Regions from separate parts of the Homo sapiens genome. Here region 2 is linked to region 1. The links are chromatin contacts, found by Hi-C in ENCODE. All regions are on one chromosome and are shown on one strand. Each heading gives the region's core, a stretch centred on a gene start or an enhancer-like site at or near the end of the contact. The rest is flanking DNA. Distances are from core to core; before and after follow the strand shown.

Region 1 (6,583 bases), core at 1,617-4,116:
CCCTCCCCTTATCCCACCCCAAAGCTATTACAAAATGATGTATAGTTGGAAGGAAATTGAATGGTAATTACATTGAATACAAACTTGAAATGTTAATAATATGCAAATTGTTTTCCTACTTATTGGAAATGACTATACAACAAAACACCGTCTCCGTGACCTGTGTTTTCACACCCCAACTTGTCTACCCTCACTCCCTCACTCCCTTAGTCCATAGCTAGCTCTAGATTTCATTCCTTTCATTTTTTTATGGAATCGACTCTTATTTATTTTTAAAATTTACTTTTATTATAAGCTGACAATAATTGTATATATTTATGGGGTACAATGTGATGTTTCAATACCTATATAGATTGTGGAGTGATTAAATCAATCTAATTAACATAACAATTACCTCACATACTTCTCATTTTTTATGGTGAGAACATTTAAAATCTACCCTTTTAGCAATTTTGAAATACATAATATATTATTCTTCACTATAGTCACCATGCTGTGCAACAGATTACCAGAACTTATTCCTTCTGTGTAACTGGAACTTTGTACCCTTTGATTAACATCTCTCCTTTCCCTGTTCACTCCCTAGAGGACATTATGCTAAGTGAAATAAGCCAGACACAGAAAGACAAATACCACATGTTCTCATATTCAGGATCTAAAAAAAAATCAAACTTTTAGAAGCAGAACATAGAATGGTGGTTACTAGAGGTTGGGTGTGGGTGTGTATATTAATTTCATTCTTTACAACCCCTTCATGGCCAGCCTGCCATAGTGAAGCCACCCTCAAATTGAAACAAACTTCTGAGAATGAACTGAAAAAGGAGAGGGAAGATGCAAATCGTGCTTCATATCTTAGAGTCCCAGGGGATCACTGCCAGTAGAGGTGTAATTAGTGAGCCTTTAGTAAAGTCACTGGGATTCTTTTTCTCTCACCGTTTTAGTGTGGTGACCATTTGCTAGCATCTGAGTTTCTTCAGTTGATCCTGAGAACCTCCATTTGTCTTTCCCAGGGTTTCCTCAAGGCATGAGTCTGGTTCTCACCAAGCTCCAAGCATCACTGATTATAGCCCTCACTGGATGCTCTCCAAAGTCATCAGACACAGTTAGTAGCTCACTGGTGAACATTTACCCCTAACTCTCTTACTGCTGCTGAGGCCAAGCCGAAGGATCTGGAGGACACTAAGTAGACCACTATTTAAGAACAGAGAGACACTTATAAAACCAGCTGGGGAAAGGACAACTATGTCCAGCCTTTTGTCATCAATATTCCATTGAGCTGGATAACTGTGTCCCACTTTTTAAAACTAAATGTTTAATTTTGAGATAATTGTAGAGTCACATTATTGTAAGAAATAATACAGAGGAATTCCCATGTACCCTTTACCCATTTTCTTCCAATGGAAACATTTTGAAAAACTACAGGACAATTTCACAACCCAAGATACTGATATTAGCATAATCTACCAATCTTATTCAGAGCCCTCCAGTTTTATTGTACTCACGTGTGTGTGTGTGTGTGTGTGTGTGTGTGTGTGTATGAATGCATTTGGTTCTGTGCAACATAATTGCAAGTGTAGGTTTGTACAACCACCACCACAGTCAAGGTATAGAATAGTTCACCAGTAGGTTCCCTTTGTTGCCCTTCTTACACGTGTCTCCCTCTTCCTCTCCCTTCTCTCCAATCCCTGTAAACCCCTAATCTTGTCCTCCATTTTAAGAATATTACATAAATGGAATCATATAGTATATAACCTTTTGGGATTGGCTTTCTTCACTCAACATAATTCCCATGAGAACTGTCTCATTTTTGTCAAAATGCTTGGGAGATTATCTGATAATTAGGATGATTACGTTTCTTAGTTTTAAAGGATTTTAAAGTTAGAAAGTATCTTTAATATACAACATTCCATTTGACTCTTTCAAAGGAGCAGAAAGTAAAGGTTTAAAGGAAAAAACAAGTATTGGTGATAGGATTGCATTTTCTAGGTGGGGCAGAGATTGGCTGGATCTCCACTAAAACCACCACCTCTTCCTCTTGAGCCTACCACAGGACTGTGTTTTCCAGCTTCTCTCTTGGAAAGACGTAGTTAGGTGACTATGGCTTCTGGACAATTGGAAGTGACCAGGAGCAATCAGTTCCAGTTCCAGTCTGGTTCATAAAAACCTCTCGCACATGTCCTTTTGCATCCCTTTTCCTTCTGTGACAATCTTGGAAACCCATGGTGAACTTAGAGGAGCCACAAGGTGGGACAGACAACCCCTATTTAGCTCTCCAGGATTTCTTGACATTTAGAGTTCTGAGTCACAGGAGGTGTGGGAGCAGCTACTGTGCGCCTGGAGGAAGTGGAGTGGAGGGAAACAATAGCAGACTCCAACAGTTCCTTTCCCATCATTTCCTCCCCAGTGTGGTGGGGCTGCCTCCTGTCCCAGACCAAGAAGATGCACTGTCTTCACACACACATTCAAAGCGGCAGCCTCAGGTCACCTTAGAGGTTTCTCACGGTTTTCTTTGAGGTTTTTTTCCTATAATTTTTCTTGAGTTAATCTTAAGAAAGGGAACTGTGCCAATTCAGCATCTTGTTAGCCATTATTTGAAGGTTTTTAATCTATGAATTAATTTATTTATTTCTGTTATTATAAAAGAAAAAAGAAGTAGAAATGAGAAAAATGTAACCTTAGGTTTATCTTACCAAAACTTATATTTGTAGTATGGTAGAATTCCTGTGATTTTGCTGGCTGAGGGAGCTTTAGCTCCTCTGGATAATCATACCAACATGATGCAATTGAGGTTGAATGAGGAACTAAATTCAGAAAAGGAAAGCAAAGGAGTCACGGGACCGGGTTGACTATGAAGACATGGAAAGATGTGTCTTGACGTGTCTAGGCATGGGTTGCAACCTTCCTAAATCTTCCTGCAAACTTGCTTCTCATTTCTGCTCAGCTTCCTGTTCTCATTAGTGCCATTCAAAGATGTTTTTAGTTCTTCTCATTTCTTTGGTCTATTAAGACAGATGTTGAAGTGGCATGTTTATCAGCAGGCAGAAGTGACAGTGATTCTTTCCACATGAATAGCTGCAAATGAACACTGGCTTCTGGAACTTACCTCTTGGTAGTCTGTCAGGATCTTAACTGCTTCCCTCTCCCCAGTCCCCAGCATGGCCTGGGGTGGATTCTGAATGATGCTCTGGGTTGTATTTTTCATTCTTTTTTATTTCTTCACCCAGAAGAACAAGTGGGTTTTCATAATAACATCCTTTCCCAATAAGGTCTGCTCGCCTACAAACTTTGGAGAGAGAATGTTTACCTTCACGAAAGATTTTCTTAGCATAATTTGGAATCTTACTCTAAAAAAAAATCCGCTATGTCCTTTTAACAAAATGTGTGAGTTGATTGGCAATAAAAACAGGGGATAAACTGGTTTTTAAGAAACACTTATTTATAAGGCCAAGAATGACTGTTAGGGAGCTCCTTTCTAAAGTACTGCATTTGATAAGAAGTGCAAAGGAACAAAGTCAATATTATTGCTCAAAATGGATTAAAACTTTAACCCTGAGTCGTAACACCTTCTAGAGTACCATAAGAATAGAAGGCTTCTTTTGGACTTGACAGTGCATTTTGGCTGGTGTTCCCATGCAGTGAGCTGACACACTCACTTTGGACACACAGTTGCCCACATACTCTCACACCCACAAACATATATCCCCAAAGGAGATTCACTCTGTAGAGCAGAACAAGGAGGAGACTGAGCATGCAGGGCTCCTCTGTGGCATAGCTTCACGAAAACCAAAGGAATGGAAATATTCATCAGAAAATCCATGGCAACCAAGACAGAGTATGCAGTGATGCCCTTGACTGGGTATCCAAAGAGTGGGTCCCTGCATGTGGAATGGAACAATCACATGTAGAATAGGATAGTTCAAAAACAACTTACATTGCCTGTTTTCTTTTTTCTTGTAGCATGTTTTCTTGTCCACTTATGTTGTGCTTATATGAATATAAAAATACATATGCACATCCTCACACATACCAGCTGGATGTTGAAAGGAAGAGAGTTGGAATAGTGAAGTGGTAGAGGGACATGGGACCAGAATTAAATGCTTTATAATAAGTCTTGATATGTAGGATAGTAACAACAGTTTTGTTGTTTTACCACATCAACTATATTTCATTCTTCACATTTCTAAGTAAATTTTAGAATCGGTTTCCACCAAATGACTTGTGGTGAATTTGTTTGTAATTTAATCTACAGGTGAATTTAGGGAGAATTCATATTTCTAAATGTTGAGTGTTAAAATTCATGAGCATGGATTCTTCTTCCATTATTTAGGTCATTTAAACTTCTCTCAATAATATCTTACCATTTTCCATGTAGATGATTTTATATATTTTGTAAGATTTATTCCTAGAAACTGTTTCGTTTTGATGTTTCTGTGAATGGTACCATTTTCTAATTGTTTATTGCTGTTTATCAAGTGGCATTGCTAAATTCACCTCTTAATTAGAATAACTTATTTGCTGCTTTTTAAAGATATTATTTTTTTCCAGTCCTATGTCTATTATTTCTTCTTTCTTTGTTGAACTGGTGAAGACTTCCCATACAATATTCAGTAGATCAATTACTCTGATACAATTCTGTATCATTATTCTGATACAGAATTATTAATAGTTTACCTTTTTCTTATGTCAATTTTGATAAATTAATATTTTATGGAATTTTAAAATTTCATCTAAATTTTTAAATGTATCTTCAGAAAGGAATTTATGATATCCTTTTACCTTTCTAAATGTCCACAGAATCTGTAGTAATAGTCTCTTTTTATCCTTGATATTGGTTATTTATATCATTTCTCTTTTTTCTTGATCAGTCTTGCTTGACCTATCCATTTTATTAAGCATTTCAAAGACCCAGGTTTTGGCTTTGCTAATTATTTCTGCTGTGAGTTTGTTGCTACTTAAGTTTTGGTTTTGTGCTTATTTTTTGCTATTGCCTACTGTCTTTGGAGTAACTTGTTCTTCTAACTTCTTGAGGTGCATAACGAGATCACTTATTTTTAGACTTCTCCTTTTCTTTTTTTTTTTTTTTTTTTTTTTTGAGACTGAGTCTCGCTCTGTCACCCAGGCTGGAGTGCAGTGGCACAATCTCGGCTCACTGCAAGCTCTGCCTCCCAGGTTCACACCATTCTCCTACCTCAGCCTCCCAAGTAGCTGGGACTACAGGCACCTGCCACCACACTCGGCTAATTTTTTTTGTATTTTTAGTAGAGACAGGGTTTCACCATGTTAGCCAGTATGATCTCCTGACCTCGTGATCCACCTGCCTTGGCCTCCCAAAGTGCTGGGATTACAGGCTAGACTTCTCCTTTTCTAATATATTTATTTAAGGCTGCACATTTTCCTCTAAACACTGCTTTAGCTGCATACTACAAGGCTGTATGTTATTGTTCAGTTAGAATTATTTTGTGATTTAACCTTTGACCTATGGGTTATTTAGAAATCTATTTCTAAATTTCCATACACTTGAAATATTTCTAGCCATTTTTTGTTTTGGGTTCTAATCAATAACAAAATTGTGTTTCATTGTTGTCACAGAACATTATCTGTCTGAGTTCAATTACTTGAAATTTATTGAGAGTCTCTGTGACCCTGCACATGGTCAGTTTTGATTACTATTACATGTACACTTGAAAAGAATGGTGCATTCTGCAGCAATTTAGTGCAGTGTCCGGTCCATGCCAACTAGGTCAATTTTGTTCATGACGTTATTCAAAATCTTCTATAACATTACTAATTTTTTTTTAGTTAACAAGTTATGTAGTGAGGCATATAAAAGTATAGAAACATAAGTATGCACCTAGGTACTAATTATTTTTCTTAAGTGAAAAAGTAACTGGAGTCCAGTAATTTATTTCAATCCATGTGTGCATCTGCTTTAAGCAGATGTAATTAGAAACTGTAGAAGTAAAATTCTCTTTTATTTATAGCATTAACAAAAGGTAAAAGCTACATAAGTAGGCTATTCTTGCCAGTCATAATTTTTGTTGGCACTGTTCTTGTTTTTGGTTTGATGTTCACTCAATGAGGAAACCGCATGCCCCAAAACAATGTCTTTCCCAGAAATTCTTAAAAGCAACCATCCATACTACCACTAAACTCACGCATCACTCTATCAAATTTCCATCATGTGAGAGAGAGTATTCACACTGTGCTGTTCAGAGTATCAGACCAGCCTGATTACAATGGAAACATAGAATTTTCCATCTCACTCACTATGTGTGCTCCTCTACTCAGCTGCTAGATTGATCTTTCTAAAATGCCAATCTCATCATTCTGTTCCTCCATTTTAACATTCTCCAGGGGTTCCCCATTATCTCCAGGAGAAAATTACATTTCTTTAGCTTGAGATTCTAAGTCTACTGTGGTGTAGTTCCTACCTTCTTCTGTTTTATCTTTTGACACGCCCCTGAATAGATCCGAATAGATCTATTCTGAAAAGATCCGAAAAGATCTATTCTGAAAAGATCCGAAAAGATCTATTCTGAAAAGATCCGAAAAGATCTATTCTGAATAGATCTGAATAGATCAC
Region 2 (6,097 bases), core at 85-2,584, 3.8 Mb before region 1:
AGCAGCTGAGCTTAGTATAAGAAAATAGCATTTCTCACACCAGTCTTTCTTTATGGTTAACCAGACCACTAGACCTTCAGACGGCCTTCGTGGGTTGCAGGTTGAGTGTTTGTTGACAGAAAGGGATAAAGAACAAAGTCATAATGCATGTGATATATGGGGAAGTGAAAGAACAACTTTAAGTCCATTTGGTTAAGAATAGGAATATGAACTTATGAGGCCAACCCCACCTGGGGTTTCTGGCGTGGGAAGGGGCTGCCTCATCAGTGCAGGGTCACCCATAAGCAGGCATGGGCACTGGCAGAGCAGGGGCACCAAAAGAATCCCAGTACCATTACATGGGTGATGTTGGCTATTTGATATTTTGAAAAACATCTAAAATGTGTCATTGTAGGAAAAACCAGAACTTTGCTGGACTTCTTTACAGGCATGTGCATGATGGCATTGTTTCCTACATTAAATTACGTATGGAAGCACCATCAACTTTGCAGTGCCCAGAGTCTCTGAAGATCTTAATCTGGCCCTGCCGATCATGGTTGATGGGGCAGTGAACTCATTTCATCTATCATATACTTTCAAATATGTGTGTGTGTGTGTGGGTGGGTGGGGGGTTCCCATTATGTAATAAGAGGTAAATGGGATAAGAACAGTTTCTGTGTAAATCCTTGAGGAATAATAGTGGTCTTTGGGGAAGGTTGGTCTAATTCAGTTATTAACATTGGGGTTAGTGTTCTGAAAAGCTCCTATTCCTCCTTCAACACTTTCCCTGCGGTTACCTTTGTGAAGCTTTCTTTTCCCAGCTCCCTGCTCTTGCTTCCCCCAGCAATTATCAACTCCTCTTCTGTGCCATAGGTATTATATTTATCACATTGCATCATGCTCCCTTTTATTCACTTCTGATTCCCTGTGAGGCTCAGAGCTCCTGGAAATATGTCTCTTGTTCATTATCTTATCTCATTCATCTTTGTATCTAGCACAGTCCCTGAGACCTGCTGGAGGCTCTGAGATTATGCCACAGACAGTTTAAAACCAGACTCTGGAGGCTAGGGGAGTTTCTAAGAAAAAGATGTCCTTTGGTGACTCCGCTTTTAAGACATGTCAGGTGTCTAACACTGGCCCCCCAGCAGGACAGATGAGCTTGATTGCCTCTAGAGCTTCTCATTTCTCCTCACAGCTTTTCTGCTAGGCTGCTCGGTGACTCACAGCAGGAAGAGGAGGCATTGGTGCTAAACTGTCCCCTAACACCTCCTCCACCATGCCCCAAAAAACCAAAAATGACAAAAAAAAAAAAAACTAGCTGAGATACTTTGGGTTGCCGGGCCCATCACTTTCTGCTTTTCAGTTCCTTATTCTGTAGAAGTCATGAGTTGAAATGGGAGACCTAAGTTTCCTTCAGGCTGTAAACTCTCTGAGTCTTTGATACTACTGCTGGGCAATGGTCATCTCATACTCCTGCCCTCCTCCCACTCTGCAGAGCAGATCAGGCCTGGTTCCCAAGGAACAAGACCTGCACCCACCCCAGCCCCTGGGCTGCCCTTCTGTAGCATGTCTTTCCTTGCTGTCTGCCTCTGTGCTCTCCTGCTGTACCTTTCATTCTGTGGATCAAGCCTGCTCTCAATGGCCATTTTAACCAGATTTTATCTCTGTAAAAATGGTAAGTGATAAATTTAGAACATTACATATACCATGATGCTATTTATGTGTTTTATTTTCAACTTCATGTGCTGGCCTTTTGTCTGCTTGCTCTCAGATCCATTCCAGACCATCCTCTATCTGGGCTTTGTATCCTTGGGAACTACATTTTCCAGGCTCATTTCCAGACTGGCTAAGGAGAGCCAGTGACAGACACTGGAGAATGAGAGGAGGGAAGAAGACAGGTTATGTCTCCCTTTCTCCCTGCTTCACATGGTGTCTGATAGGTTTCGTCCATGTCTCCACCTACTGTCAGATAGCCTCTTCCTCTACTGCTCCAGATTTAGCTGGAAGTGCTGCCATGGTCCCAGATTCTTCCAGTTGACCCAAGCTCCTGGGCTCTGGTAACTCTGCTTCCTCCCTCTGTCCCTCCAGCTCCAGGGTTGATAGTGGCTTCCTGCTGTTCTGTGGCCACTGAACTCCCCCACCATCTCTGTTAAATTCCCTCTGCTTGCAATGTCATATCTAGCACTGCTCTGCCTTCTGATTGCACTCTGACTAAAACACTCTGAATGTATGTGCACAATGTATATATGTGCAAAAACACAAATATATGAGTATTCATCTGAATATACATGTATGAAAGCACATAATGTATGAAGATATGTACATGTATGAAAACACACAGAAGAAGATCTAGAAGTTTACACATGAAACTGTTAAGAGTGGAGTGTGTGTCTGGGAAAGGAATGGGACTGGGCTGGTGTGGAGTTGTGAAGGAGGATCGCGGCTTTTTAAAAAGTAGCTTTATTGTGGCATCATTTACATATAAAAGACTATAGCTTTTATATGAGTTTGATTTTTTTTACAATGAACTTGTATTCACATGTTGCTTATATAATATGAAAAATAACTAGTTAAAAATATTAACAGCAGGAGTGGGCAATATATCAAGTGCTTTAGCCTAAGCTGTAATCCATGTAGGGAAAGCTCTGCAGAGATGCTGACATTCATAAATGTTACTATTTACCATGTTCCAGGCACTATGCTAGGCCTTGAAGGGCTATCAATATGGGCATGATCCCTCTCTGTGTTATCTGCAATAATTAAATACACAATTTGTGTCAACCTTTACTCATTATGAAGAAGTAAAGAGGGCAACACCAGGCCTAGTCTAGTCAGTGTAGGCTCCCTTGAGGCCATGACTCACCAGCTAACACCCAAAAGTTGAGTAAAAACAGCTTAGTTACTGGAGGGACATGCACAGGCAGTAGGGGACAGTCAAGCTGAGCTGATGCTGATTGCTTCCCTGGTTCCTGTGCTCAGGGAAGCTGTTCTAACAAGAGAGAGTTCTTTAGAAAGTGTTTCTCATTGGAACCTGGTGGGGGTGTGGGGGTCGCCAGTCTATTGGAAGTGTGTGTAAATTATGGGAGGAGTCTGTGAGGGCTGTCGCCATGCCTCCCACAGTGCTGGACCCACTGTCTGTACCCCAGGTGGCTCTCGCCTGAGAGGGGGAAGCCAGTGGCATGCATCTTGCAGTGATTGACAAGGCTGCTTGGAGGTGGCTCAAAAACTAAGGACACTCTGGAATCAACAATGATGCCAAAGGTGCTGATGTCCATCAACCCCCTCATCCTTTGATAGGAACAACTGACATTTTTCTCAGTCTTTAGTATAGTAGTGTGCAATGTTCAAGACAAGTCCTTTGTTCAGCTTCCATCCATATTTCCAGCCATAAGTTCTCCTTGAAAAGAAATGCTGAACCTTGTGGTTAAAAGGTACCCATGGCGCAGGCTTCATTCTTCCAGAGCTTGTATTTTTCCTCTTTTTTGCATAATTCAATTCAAATGTTTTTTGCTTGAGTCTTGGTTTTCCAAATTTATAGATGTTTCAGCTATGGCTGTCATCCCCTTATTTTATTATAAGTCACCAATCTCCTTATTTTATTGTAAGCCACCCATTTTTTTCATGAGATTAGGTTACTCACAAAGTAGCCCATTAATTGCAATTATAGTTTAATTACAGCATGTCCAGGTCTCTCCAGACCATATAAAATCAGGTTACATTTCCTTTTGATGTCCAAATTACAAAGGTAACAACATACTCTTAGCTTGACCTCAGTGTCCTCCAGCTATTTCTGGGCGTCTCCAATGGGGTGTGTCATTCGTGTTTATAAACCAGCTGCCATAACCGCATGGATCCACCTGGTCCTTTCTCTCCTGCTCTGGTTCCTCCAGGTCTGCTTTCTGCAGGGCCACATGGAAATCCTCAGTGTTGTCACAGCCCATCATGAAAGCAGTGCTGATTAAGCTCAAAACACAGTCCTGCCCTGTGCTGCCTGGTGGGGGTGAGGGAAAGCTGGTCCATTGGAAGTGTGTGAGATTCTGGGAGGAGTCTGTTAGGGCGGTTGCTGTGCTTCCCCCAGTGCCGGACCCACTGTCCATACCCCAGGTGACTCTCACCTAAGAAGAGGAAGCTAGTGCCATGCATCTTGTAGTGGCCTGCCAGCCCAGCCAGTCCTCAGGTTGTCAAAGCAGAGGGGGTTTTATGCACAAGCAGGGAAAATGGCCTCTCATCTCAGCACTGAGCTACACTTTGTCACCTGGGAGCTGAAGCAATGATGCTTGGAACTGAGAACCATAAAGGGTTTTTTGTGGACAGTTTCCCTGCTTTCTGGCTCTTATGCATCTAACCATTGGGGTCTAAAACCAAATCCAAAGAGCTAGGAAGGAAGAGAATCCATACCATCCTTCCAACCTCCTCCTCTTGGTTCTTAGCTCTCTCAGCAACACTTGGTTCTACTCCCCAGGTCACAAAGCAAAACTTCCCAACCATATCAACAGAGACAAACAGATACTCTTGTGTCTGTGAGAGTGTAGGTGTGCTGATGGGTGTCTACACTAACAGTCTACAATTAGGTTTGACTGGTCAAAATATATTTTATGTGCTACTTAATAGTTTTAATTCACTCTAATAACTGAAATATCTGGTTTTAAGTAGATTCTGAAGAGAAATGCTCCACATTACAGTGTCTTTCCCTAAAAGATAGAACCTACATACACATTGGCCGGGTGCGGTGGCTCACGCCTGTAATCCCAGCACTTTGGGAGGCCGAGGCGGGCAGATCACGAGGTCAGGAGATCGAGACCATCTTGACTAACACGGTGAAAACCCATCTCTACTAAAAATACAAAAAATTAGCCGGGCGTGGTGGCAGGCGCCTGTAATCCCAGCTACTCAGGAGGCTGAGGCAGGAGAATGGCATGAACCCGGGAGGCGGAGCTTGCAGTGAGCCGAGATAGCGCCACTGCAGTCCGGCCTGGGTGAAAGAGCAAGACTCCATCTCAAAAAATAAAAATAAAAATAGTAAAAATAAAAAAAAAATAAAAAAAGAACCTACATACACATTGATGTCATGTAATTCACAGGAGCTGCACAGGTGAGAACCTGTTTGTTGTGGGAAGAAGCAAGAGCTCCTCCCCACTTCCCGTGCAGGGCTGGGGTACGCAGCTGCTGTTTAAGAGCAAGGCCTGAGGTCTAGCAATGTTCTTGCCCATGTGAGGCCTGGTTTTGCCTCAAAGTAGAACTTCTGAAACAGAAAGTTTCCTTATCTCCCTGGCAGGACATGCGACAGATGTGCGGCTCGCATGTTCAGTGTCCCACTGCTCAAACCCCTAGGGGGAGCATGCAGACAGGTCGTGGGGAGCTCCGGACAACTGACATTTTTCTCAGTCTTTAGTAGAGTAGCATGCGGTGTTAAAGACGAGTCCTCGGTTCATCTTCCATCCATATTTCCAGACATAAGTTCTCCTTGAAAAGAAATGCTGAAACTTGTGGTTAAAAGGTACCCATGGAGCTCCGACCTCACAGCAGTGCCTAGGGTTGAGTATTTACAGCTCCTGAAGCCCCAGTGGGCATGTGTTACAGTGTGCTCTTTCAGTTTTGCCGTCTGCAGGCAACTTGTGTTAACCAGCTCAATTAGACCCTCTGCCGTATGACAAGGACAGAGGGCCTCTGTATCCTCAGTTCTTGCCCTAGCGTACCGGAAAGAATCGGATAACATGTAGGCTTGGAAGATCGGTGCAAGGTTTTATTGTGTGGTGGAGGTTGCTCTCAGCAAGGTGGATGGGGAGCCAGAAGGGGGATGGAGTGGGAAGGCGGTCTTCCCCTGGAGTCAGGCTGTCCAGCGGCTGGACTCTCCTCTGACTGCCCCGACCGAATTTTCTGCATCGTCTTGCCTCAATGGCCTGCTGTTGTCTGCTGGTGTCTGTCGGTGCGCTCTTCTGCTCCTCTGCTCCTCTCAACGTCCAACTGCTTGTGTCCACGCCCGCTAGGGTCTCAGGGTTTTTATGGGCACAGGATGGGGGTGTGGCAGGCCAGAGTGGTCTTGGAAAATGCAACATTTGGGCATGAAAACACGGGTGCCTGTTCTTACTTAGGTCCATGGGCACAAGCCTGAGGGTGG

The links. A loop is a pair of places that touch in the nucleus more often than their neighbours do. Pooled maps may share reads with other maps.
Region 2: a loop to region 1 is called in a map with no recorded cell type, with 15 times the contacts of the local background. The contact joins two enhancer-like sites. A Hi-C loop is called at or near these places in 3 of 37 single-sample maps with no recorded cell type and 2 of 50 pooled maps.

Annotation. Positions count from the first base shown.
Region 1 is chr7:31,886,759-31,893,341 of GRCh38, reverse strand. The region is part of intron 2 of PDE1C (phosphodiesterase 1C); the gene reads left to right. Among named protein-coding and RNA genes, the nearest start is that of PDE1C, 180 kb to the left of the region's middle. Within about 2 kb of position 2,866, at least 2 of the 41 ENCODE cell types and tissues checked have a DNase peak (open chromatin) inside an H3K27ac peak, as active enhancers do.
Region 2 is chr7:35,724,593-35,730,689 of GRCh38, reverse strand. No RefSeq gene overlaps it. Among named protein-coding and RNA genes, the nearest start is that of LINC03013, 11 kb to the right of the region's middle. RefSeq lists enhancers at 148-397, 1,308-1,407, 1,858-2,007. Within about 2 kb of position 1,334, at least 9 of the 41 ENCODE cell types and tissues checked have a DNase peak (open chromatin) inside an H3K27ac peak, as active enhancers do.